2 separate regions of the Homo sapiens genome follow, and region 2 is linked to region 1. Evidence: chromatin loops called from intact Hi-C (ENCODE). Cell type or tissue: HepG2. All regions are shown on one strand. Links, peaks and the distances in the headings refer to the core of each region. The heading gives the core; the rest is flanking DNA. Region 1 overlaps SCHLAP1 (SWI/SNF complex antagonist associated with prostate cancer 1). Region 2 has its middle 85 kb from the start of SCHLAP1.

Evidence for each region. Hi-C counts contacts between places; a loop is a spot of excess contacts. Peaks named below come from ENCODE experiments on the same cell type or tissue, not always from the same donor. Only the 100,000 strongest peaks of a DNase experiment are listed, where the experiment ranks them.
Region 2: it touches region 1 in a loop (9-fold over the local background); 3 of 110 quality-filtered maps call a loop at or near these places.

Annotation. Positions count from the first base shown.
Region 1 is chr2:180,760,932-180,766,321 of GRCh38, forward strand. All of the region lies in intron 3 of SCHLAP1 (SWI/SNF complex antagonist associated with prostate cancer 1), which reads left to right. Among named protein-coding and RNA genes, the nearest start is that of SCHLAP1, 72 kb to the left of the region's middle. In HepG2, for the core only: no CTCF peak of the experiment used is centred there; DNase peaks (open chromatin) are centred at 500, 2,810 and 4,650.
Region 2 is chr2:180,604,696-180,610,085 of GRCh38, forward strand. No RefSeq gene overlaps it. Among named protein-coding and RNA genes, the nearest start is that of SCHLAP1, 85 kb to the right of the region's middle. RefSeq lists a silencer at 2,827-3,121. In HepG2, for the core only: no CTCF peak of the experiment used is centred there; a DNase peak (open chromatin) is centred at 3,016.

The DNA.
Region 1 (5,390 bases), core at 127-5,126:
CAACCATAACTATATAAAGACAACATGGTACCAAGTGGAGAGATGGGCAGCTATAGAGCTATTTTAAGCAAAACAAAGTTTCCCTCCAAAATGTCCGCATCCTAATCTGGAACCTGAGAGCGCGTTATGTTATAGGGCATAGAGGAATTGAGGTTGCAGATGGAATTAAAGTTGCTAATTAGCTAACCTTAAGATCAGAAGAGGATCCTGGATTTTCTGAGTGGGCCCAGGTAATCACAAGGGTCTTTGAACAATAAAGACAGAGACAGAGCTGCATCAGAGTCAAGAAAGGAGGTGTGATGGCAGAAAAGGAGATTGTAATAATGGGAAGTGTGAAAGCTTAATCTTCCACTGCTGGCACTGCTGCCAACGAAAGAGCCTCTAGAAGCTGGAAAAGGCAAGGAAAACAATACTCCCCTGGAGCCTCTAGAAAGGAAGTAGTCCTGCCGACACTTTGATTTCAGCCCAGTGTGACTCATTTTGAAACTCTGACCTCCAGATTTGTGAGATAATTAATGTGTGTTGTTTGAGCCACGAAGGTTGTGTAATGTGTTACAGTTGCAATAGGAAACTAATTCAAGAGCTGACTGGCAGAGGGGGCAATCTGATATTCTCTGCCTGTGTCCCGTTGGCTCCCAGCAATTCACAGGAATGTCAGAGACTGAACGCAAGCTAACTAACCCTTTTCCTTGATATCTGTGGATTTCTGGTTACTTCGCTTAGGCTGTTTCACTGCTCACAGTAAAGCACTGTGGAGACCAGAGAGAATACTCTGGACGAGAACTCATGAAATGTGAACTTTTCTGATTTTCAAACGTCTCTTCCTGTGCCAAATACAGCATTGGGCTCCAGAGTATCGACGGCGCTCTCCTGTGATGTAGGCCGTGAATTTCACGTGATGTGCACCTTGCTCCCAGCATGAATCCTAGACTGAAACTTCTTGGCGGCTGTAAAAATAAGATTTGGGGTTTTCACTTGGCACCTCATTTTCTTAATGTAGCAATAGCTAGTTCTCTCTTTCCCTTTACAGCTTTCACTTGGTCTGGAAAAGCAGAAAAGGATTCGTGTGACTCCTCCTGACTTTCCATTGTCCTATACTGTAATAACTGGGAGAGAAGGGCTGTCCTTGTTTCAGGAGGAGTGTGTGGCAAACAAAATAACTTCCAAATTAATTTGGCTTGCCTGTTGGGTCAACTCCACTTCTTCACTGTCAATCCTTCTGAACTCTATTTCATTTGTAGAATTCATGCTTCAGGATATGCACAAGAGGCCTGGCACATGGCTCATGCTTGTAATCCCAGCACTTTGAGAGGCCGAGGCAGGTGGATCACTTGAGGTTAGGAGTTTGAGGCCAGCCTGGCCAACATGGTGAAACCCTGCCTCTACTGAAAATACAAAAACTAGCCGGGCGTGGTGGTGGATGCCTGTAATGCCAGCTACTTGGGAGGCTGAGAGAGGAGAATCACTTGAACCTGGGAGGCAGAGGTTGCAGTGAACAGAGACTGTGCCATTGCATTCCAGCCTGGGCAACAAGAGCGAAACTACATCTCAAAAAAAAACAAAAAAAGATATGCATAAGGACAGCCTCTGCATGGCAATGCTACAATGTTGGAGAGAGATGATTCCTTACATTTCTTTTTTCTGCTTCTAGCACCCAAGGACACACCACTGACTTATTTTCCAGCCCCCATGCTCAAAGATGCAGTAGTAAGCTTTGGGGTAATCAAGTCATGAAACTTACTTTATCCACCTGTGTCTACTCCAGTTTGTCTCTATGTCCAGTTTGTCTCTATGTCCTCTATGAACTAGAGGAAGTCAGTTTCTATTATCTTGTCTATAAAATGGGAATGGTATTTCCTGGCTTCTCCTTCCTTCATACTGATAAATGTGGTTAATAATGGAAGCTGAGAATAGCCGCACAGTTCTGACTTCCTCAGAGATGTGGCTAAATAAAAATTATATAATACATATTAGTGTTCATCTAGACATGCCTAATGAAAAGAAAGCTAAATGGGGAAGAGAGTGCTATGGACATTACAAATTCCACATGTTCCTTTTAAAGCTTAGATTAAGCCTGAGCCTCATTAGCAAAAGTGCCTCAGCCACTTGATCACATAACCTCTGGGGAGAGTCTGACAGTAGTGGTGTCTCTTTTGGTTGCTTTTGCTTCCTTTGTATACCCTCAAATTTCATTTAAGATTTTCACAAAAATAGATGTAGTAGCTCAATGTTTTCTTCTTTTCATCATATTTTTTTCAGAAATATAAACTGTCTTCTTAGTTGAAACATTCTTGTATCATTAATGATGGACTCACTATATGTCTAAACTATATTTTGTATCAGTAAATATATTACAAAATTGTGGTTTTATTCTTTTTTAGAGGCAAAATGAGGCTGGCATTTGAAACAACGCTGTGAGACAAACTCTCTTTATCTACCCCCTCCCCACCTTCTCTCTCTCTCTCTTTCTCTCTCAATCGCTCTCTCTGGATAGACACACATGCCTGCTCCCATGCACACATGCACACACTCTACCCCCAGAGTTAGATGGTTATATACTGAACTTGAAGAAAACTTCAGCTAGCAGTTGGTCTTTGAAATCTTTTGTATTTACTTATGCCTTTAGAGCTCAGTATTGTTTTCATCTGCTATCCTTCCAGAAAATAAAAGAGATACCCACAACATTCTGTATATTAATGCCATAAATGCCTGCCTCTGGCAAAGCCTTAATGTGTGAACAAAGAAAGGAATTGTTCACACAGCAAAACATACAAGGAGAAATGTATATCAGTGGTGGAAACCTCTCTGTCAGAGGGAATTTCAGATCATTTCAATGTTTACATTTGCAACTGAAGCATATTGACAGAGCAAAGCAAATAAATGTACACTAGGAAATGCAGGAAGAAAATTATTTGCCCAGATACTGCAAAGATTTTCTAGCTATGTGAGAAATGAAAATGCATTTTTGCCATATTTGGTAAACTGAATGTTATTAAGAGGACAAACCTCATGTAAAAAGGAGATAAGCAGAAACTGATTTGAATATTATTGCAGAGCAAAGTAAATAATCATGATGCATTCAACCTTTATAAATGTGCAAAAACAGATTAATTTTCCCAATTACAAGCCTTAATAATATTAAATGACTTTAAACACATGAAGTAGGGTAAGAAATAGATAGCAATGATAATACACGAGTGTGTTATAAGGGATATTAATGAATAATTGGTTACACAAAAGAGGGAGGGGATGGAGAAAAAAGGGAAAATGCTGGATTAAAGTTAAACAGATATCCTGAATACTTGTCATATCCTTAAAGGCTAATATACGTTCTGAATCTCTAAATAGAAATAGAGTATACAGTGTTTTCTAAACTTCTTAATCCCAAAAATACTTTCGCAAAGCACCTCGAGAGACTAAGAGTTGTGAGGAATACATAGGTAAATGAATATCTTTCCAATTGACTTAGACTTAGAGTTAAACTGAATTGCACAGGGGCAGTGGCTAATGCCTATAATCCCAGCACTTTGGGAGGCTGAGGTGGACAGATACCCTGAGGTCAGGAGCTCAAGACCAGCCTGGCCAACATGGTGAAACCCTGTCTCTACTAAAAGTACAAAAATTAGTCAGGCATGGTGGTCGACACCTGTAATCCCAGCACTTTGGGAGGCTGAGGCAGGAGAACCACTTGAACCCAGGGAGGCTGAGGTTGCAGTGAGCCAAGATCACATCATTGCACTCCAGCCTGGGCAACAAGACTGAGGCTCCATCTCAAAAAATAAATAAAATTAAAATAAAATAAAATAAAATAAAAAACTGAATTGCACATTCTATTCTAGATGTTGATACAATGATGGTTATTGAAATCTGATTTTTTGCAAATTAATAAATGAGCTACAGATGTGCAAATAGAGAAGTCATTATTCTATATTTGTTTCTGAAATCTAGTTCCCTATTTCTGAGAGTTGCAGGGGTTATGCCAGAAAATTGCTGACCAGATAGTCACAAAGAGGTATTACCAGATGGTCTCACAGTATATTGGCAATGTTACGATGATCCAGGTCCAGAAACTTGACTTTTTCATAACCAATATTGTATTGTCAATCCCATAGTTATAGACCTGGATTCTTTTTTAAAAAATTCACTGGTTTTCAATGAAAAAGAAAATTGTCGGTTCAAAGATGGCCAAATAGGAACAGCTGTGGTCTGCAGCTCCCAGCATGATTGATGCAGAAGATGGGTGATTTCTGCATTTCCAACTGAGGTACCTGGTTCATCTCATTGAGACTGGTTGGACAGTGGGTGCAGTCCACGGAGGGCAAGCTGAAGTAGAGCGGGGCATCACTTCACTCGGGAAGCACAAGGGGTTAGGGGATTTCCCTTTCCTAGCCAAGGGACGCCATGACAGACTGTACCTGGAAAAACGGGACACTCCCACCCAAATACTACACTTTTCCCAAGGTCTTAGTAACTGGCAGACAAGGAGATTCTCTCCTGTGCCTGGCTCAGTGGGTCCCACGCCCATGGAGCCTTGCTCACTGCTAGCACAGCAGTCTGAGATAGAACTGGGAGGCAGCAGCCTGGCTTGGGGAGGGGCATCCACCATTGCTGAGGTTTGAGTAGGTAAACAAAGCGGTTGGGAAGCTCAAATTGGGCGGAGCCCACTGCAGCTCCACAAGGCCTACTGCCTCTAGACTCCACCTCTGTGGGCAGGGGATAGCTGAACAAAAGGCAGCAGAGAACTTCTGCAGACATAAACGTCCCTGTCTGACAACTCTGAAGAGAGTAGTGGTTCTCCCAGCACGGCATTTGAGCTCTGAGAACAGACGGACTGCCTCCTCAAGTGGATCCCTGACCTTCGTATAGCCTAACTGGGAGACACCTCCCATTACGGGCCAACAGATGCCTCATATAGGTGGGTGCCCCTCTGGGGCGAAGCTTCCAGAGGAAAGATCAGGCAGCAATATTTGCTGTTCTGCAATATTTGCTGTTCTGCAGCCTCCACTGGTGATACCCAGGCAAACAGGGTCTGCAGTGGACCTCCAGCAAACTCCAGCAGACCTGCAGCTGAGGGATCTGACTGTTAGAAGGAAGACTAACAAACAAAAAGGAATAGCATCAACATCAACAGAAAGGACATCTACACCAAAATCCTATCTGTAGGTCACCAACATCAAAGACCAAAGGTAGATAAAACCACAAAGATGGGGAGAAACCAGAGCAGAAAATCTGAAAATTCTATAAATCAGAGCACCTCTTCTCCTCCGAAGGATCACAGCTCCTCGCCAGCAATGGAACAAAGCTGGGCAGAGAATGGCTTTGATGAGTTGACAGAAGTAGGCTTCAGAAGGCCAGTAATAACAAACTTCTCTGTGCTAACGGAGCACGTG
Region 2 (5,390 bases), core at 290-5,289, 160 kb before region 1:
TTATCTACCTATGTCAAAAAATTACTTTCGGCCACCTTTCCTTGGTCTAAGACCTAACCATTCTTCCAAGTTGTTGTAGTCTGTTCTTCATTCTCCTTTAGCAATGGATTTACAGCCACTATTAACGTTTATCTATTGATATGTAAGTCTCTCTACTAGATTCTAGTATCTTTGCGAACATAGACTGTTACTCATTTTACCAATCTGCAAGTACTTTGCAAAAAGAGGTTGATAAATGATTAGGGAATGAATGCATGTGTAACAACCTGGTTTACTGAGAACATCCTATATGCCAGGGATGTTCTTAGTACTTTGCGCTTGCCACCTCATTAATCTTTGCCATAAACCTATAAGATCGGGACTGTTACGTTGCCTAAAGCAAGGTGAGGGTTAGTACTGGTTATATAAGTAGCAGAGGTAGAATGTGAACCTAGGAAGCCTGGCACCATAGCCTGTGATCTTAGTGACTATGTATATTGTATATTGCTGGTACTGTAGTTCATGTCCTGATTTGCTTGCCACATATAGGGGAGGAGAAAGGGGCAAAATGAAATTTGGAGCAATGACTTTGAAATCATGAGTATATGATTTCATACAAGTCATAAATTAATTTCTCAGTTTCCTCATATAAAAATGGATTAATAGAAGTATTTATTCATGAAATCCTTGTGTCAAATAAATGAGACAATGCACATAAAAATGCACATAATAAAAACAAATCTTCATGATAATGCAAAGTATGCCTAAAGTGTTTAACTCACATCTTCTCCTTTGAGATCACAATACCACATTCCATCTGGGAGTGAGATCTTAGCATCTACCCTTCTGCATTTGATGCTATACAACATTATTTTTCCCAAGAGCAATGATTTCTCATCAGTATGACGCTATCCAATAACAGTCGTAAAAATATAGAAAGTAGCATTCATGTCCATTAGTAAGAATGATCGACAGGCCAAAAAATTAAGGGCCTTATTATTTTGTAACTAAAAATGAATCTCTCTCAAATGTTAAGTTGGAGGCATTTCTTATTTTCTTATTAGGGGGTGATAATTAAGCTAATAATAGCATACTTTACTCTGTGTGGTGGCACACTGATGCATTTTTCTTTTTAACCAACCTACCGTGTTATATGTAGTTACAGCACTCGGAGTACATAGTTAAGCAAACACATGGGTAGCAAAGAAAGGTCATTATTAAGAGATTGTTTTATTTATTTAAAAAAGTATTTTTCTTTGAAATTTTTCTAACAAAATGGTATTCAATCTAGAAATTACAGTAAGAAACAAAAGATGCTAACTCTAATGAAGGAGAAGTGACAAAAGAGGTTGGAGAAGAAATACATGCTTTAACGCTCCTATTCTCCAGATAAAATAAGGCACCTGATACTAACACATGAGTCCCTGCCAAGAGAAAATAATCATTGTATTGTAGTGGCTCTTTGTGCACAGAATTTAAGGACAGGGCCTACTCTTATCCTTGAGGGAAAAAAGTAAGTATCTGATTTAAAATATCCACTAATGTGCTTACAAGAAATAATGCATAACCCATTAGCAAGCCTTTGCATAGCAAATTAATAATTTGAGATTCGGAATTTACCTGAAGGTCTCAGATTTATACTAGTTTAACTTTTTCTTCACTTCTTTTGAATTATGGACATGGGAACAATTTTTCATACTATTTGGTGAGCCTGTTACTTTTAGCAATAGCACTTGCAGTGTATGTCTTGAATTTGAATGTGTATATATGAAAGCTACAACCAAATGGCCTATGAGATATTATTAGTTTCTTTACACAAAATCTGCTAGAATATGATATTTTAAAATTTTACAGTATAAAGTAAAAACTTTCAAAATATTAATTGAATCTCAATAGGAAGCGATGTAGCATATAAGAAGTCCAGTTTACTGCTTTGAATTGTTCTCTTAATAAATCTCACTATGCTAGAATGATGACTCTCATATTTTGCCTGCATTAAAATCATTTTAGAAGGTAATTGGTTTAGCTTGTTGTAATACTACCTGATAATATTTCTTTTGCTTTTCAAGCAAAGAATAAGGTATCATTAAATTATTGGTGCATGGGGAAGTAATGTATTACAAATGTTAGTGAGTACAGAATATAAAATGGACTTGAGAAAAATAAATACGCTTCATTCAGGAGACTTACTGCAGGTTTCGTTGGATTATTTAAACTCATTCAGATAGGTTTCTATTTGATGGGCAAGAATTGCTTGGTAACCCATTCTCTTTATTTTTCTTATATGAAGTTTACTAATTGAAAAATATATAGAAAATACATTAAAAGCATTAGAAGGTGTATTTTGGAAAATTCACCTAATCCTACTTTAGAATTAAAATGAGATGTGCTATTGTTTTGAACATTTAAAAAAATAAGGTATATCAAAGTTTAATTTTTGTTGTTGAACCTGAAATTAGAGAAATAAAATGATTAGGTTTACATAACTTTAATGCATTTTTTTAAAATTAGAATGTCCACAACCATAAAATGAAACAATTTTTTCAAATAGACTGTCCTAAGTGATATATCGGTATATAATAAATATAAGATATAATGTAATAAATAAAATAAAATAAGTATGTGATAAATATGTAAACGTGTGTGTAACTATACTTTCTACGGATGATTTTTAATAAGTTAAAACATAATACTATTTTACTAAATTGAGAATATTTTAATTCAGTAGATATATCAAATTAGCTGAATGTTTTCCTTCCACAGAAATTTTTTTAAAAAATCAATAGCCCATTGTTTTTTTCCAGACTGAGGCGAACTGAACGAATTAACTAAGTCTGAGGGAGTGGGTAGTTCGTAAAGTCATAGCCCAAGAGTCTAAAGTTTCCCTAGCATCCAGCTTACTCTTGTGTGTACAATTATATACATCATTTTAACAAATTTAGCAAGTGCTGCTCACTGACTTAGCCTGATATTTCACCACAATACACAACTGTAGGTTGGAGGGCAGGTGCCTTGTGAACTGTGGACAGAGTCCCGATCAGCTGAGCACACACAGTATGTAAACATGTCAGAATAGATAATGGATACAGTGATAGATGCTTCTGTGGTGAGGAAAATCAAAGAAGCTGTCATTTAGCTTGACAAAAGAAAGGGATGGAAAGCAGGACCGACTGCCCTGAGCAAGGAAGACAGGTGGTCCAGCTGAAGAAGGGAGGGAGCAGTAATGATCTTGGAGGCAGTTAATGGCTGTCTGATCTATGGCATCCTTGTACATAAATATAAGCCATTTACCAGCTAAAAATGCTTGAGAAGGCAAAGGAATAGAAGTCACCATTATTTTTCCCCTTATCTTACATCGGTTATTTGGCAATTTGGATAAAATGAATATTTAATTTTGAGAGATTATGGAAGACTATCCTCTAACTACCAACATCTGCTATAAGAAAATAATTTTATGTACAAGTACTATACTCTGGTTGGTTAGTTGGTTGTCAAGCTGTAGAATTTATGAGCTGGGTTTAATGAAATTAAGTGGATGTTGTGATTGAAGAAACTAGACATCTTGTTACATGAAGAGTTAAGAGCTAATTTATTTGTTACAAATCTCACAGTCAATGCCTCAATCAATTGGGGAAAATGTCCAAAAAGCTGAAACATAAACATGTGAAATACATCCATGGTATGGTAAGCTTTAAGGGAGTTGACCATTTCAGTTGATAAAACAGGAAGGATTATAGAAGCCAAATCAGCTTAAGGCAAAAGTTCAAGTACCAATTAAGATAGAGCCTAATAGAACCTATTCGTCAGCTATTAAGTGACTCTGTAGACAGTGAAAGTCTATTTGTTACAGAGATGAGATTTGTTCACAATTTTAACTATACTTAAGTATAATTTTAAGTATTTTCAGATTTCAGATGAACAGACGTGCTAGAGGTTAAAGGGAGAAGATTACTGTCATTAAAATGCATATTTAATTGAATTGTCCAGGCCTTTGATTTTTTCCTTCCACATTCCTTCTGCTTTAAGATTCAATTCTTTTGTCTATAGAAATTATATGTGGGAAATTATCAATGCAATACTTTTTGTTTATTTACCCTAATGAATGGAAGCAGTGATATCAATGTAAGTAGATAAAAGCAATCTAAAAATACTTGTCTTTAATGTTATATTTAAAAATTTGCATGATTATTTCTGTATATATATACTGCATAGCTACAGTAAAAGATGTTTGATTGCATATTATATTTTGTCTCAATCTCTCTATATTTGCTACTAGCCGACCACAAAAAAAATTAAAAAATAAAATAAAAAAACATGGATTCTGACACTTAAATCTTGAACTGGAACCAAATATGCCAACTTTTAACATACTTCCTTGCCTTATTAGAAAGCTGGTCTTGGTCAAAGCATTTACTTTACTGAGTCTCAGTTTCTTGTTCACAGAAATGAAGTGAAGAATGTTTCTCTTATTGATCTTGCCATGGAGAACAAATGGAATAAGGTATGTTACTCTACTTCGATAAATGCACAGATTAAAACTCAAGGCCACAGACAAATGAGCTTGGTCTCCACCTTAAATAAAATCCTAGAATGGAATAGAAAAATGACTAGTGTTTACTAGGAGAGAATAAAACGTATCTAACCTCATTTCTTTGTTTCATGGAATTCTTAATTGTTTGGTCAGGAAAATTAGGAAGGAATATTATGTCTAAATTTTAAGACCCTTGACAAAATCCATTTTGATCATTTTGCAAACAAGTTTTATAAATATAGAGTGAATTGAAGAAAAAAGAGATATTAACTAAAATCCTCTGTGCCAATTACAGTGCTTGGCGTTAACATGTATTATTTTGTTTAGTGCTTCCAAGCTTGTAATCAACCTCTGAGGGATAGTGTAACAGGGGTGGGTGAAGTACATGCTCTAGAACTAGAGTACCTGCTTTAAATCTCAGGTCCCTTGCTTTCAAGCTGTGTGACCTCAAACAAGTTATTTAACTGCAATGCACCTCAGTTTTCTCACAAGAGGCACATTGTGGTTATAAACAAAATAGTTCACAGCTTAATAGAGTTATCATGAGGATTAAATAAGTAAATACCTATAAAGGTTTTGGAATACTGCCTGACACATAGTTAGCAGTTAATAAATAATATTTGCTAACAGCTTTTAAGCAATTATTAAATGTTAACTCAGAACACTGCAGTTCATTAAGTGATTTGTCCAGCCTCTCATACAAATTAAGAAATGGAGTAATGATTCAGGTCTGTCTGAATCAGACCCATCTCCCTTTATGGCTCCAACACTTTATTCTTTAAACATCTCCATACCAGGCTGTATGGACTACTGGACTCTGCCAAAAGTATGGGGTGACAGATTGGGATAATATCACAGCGTTGCAAACAGCTAAGAATGC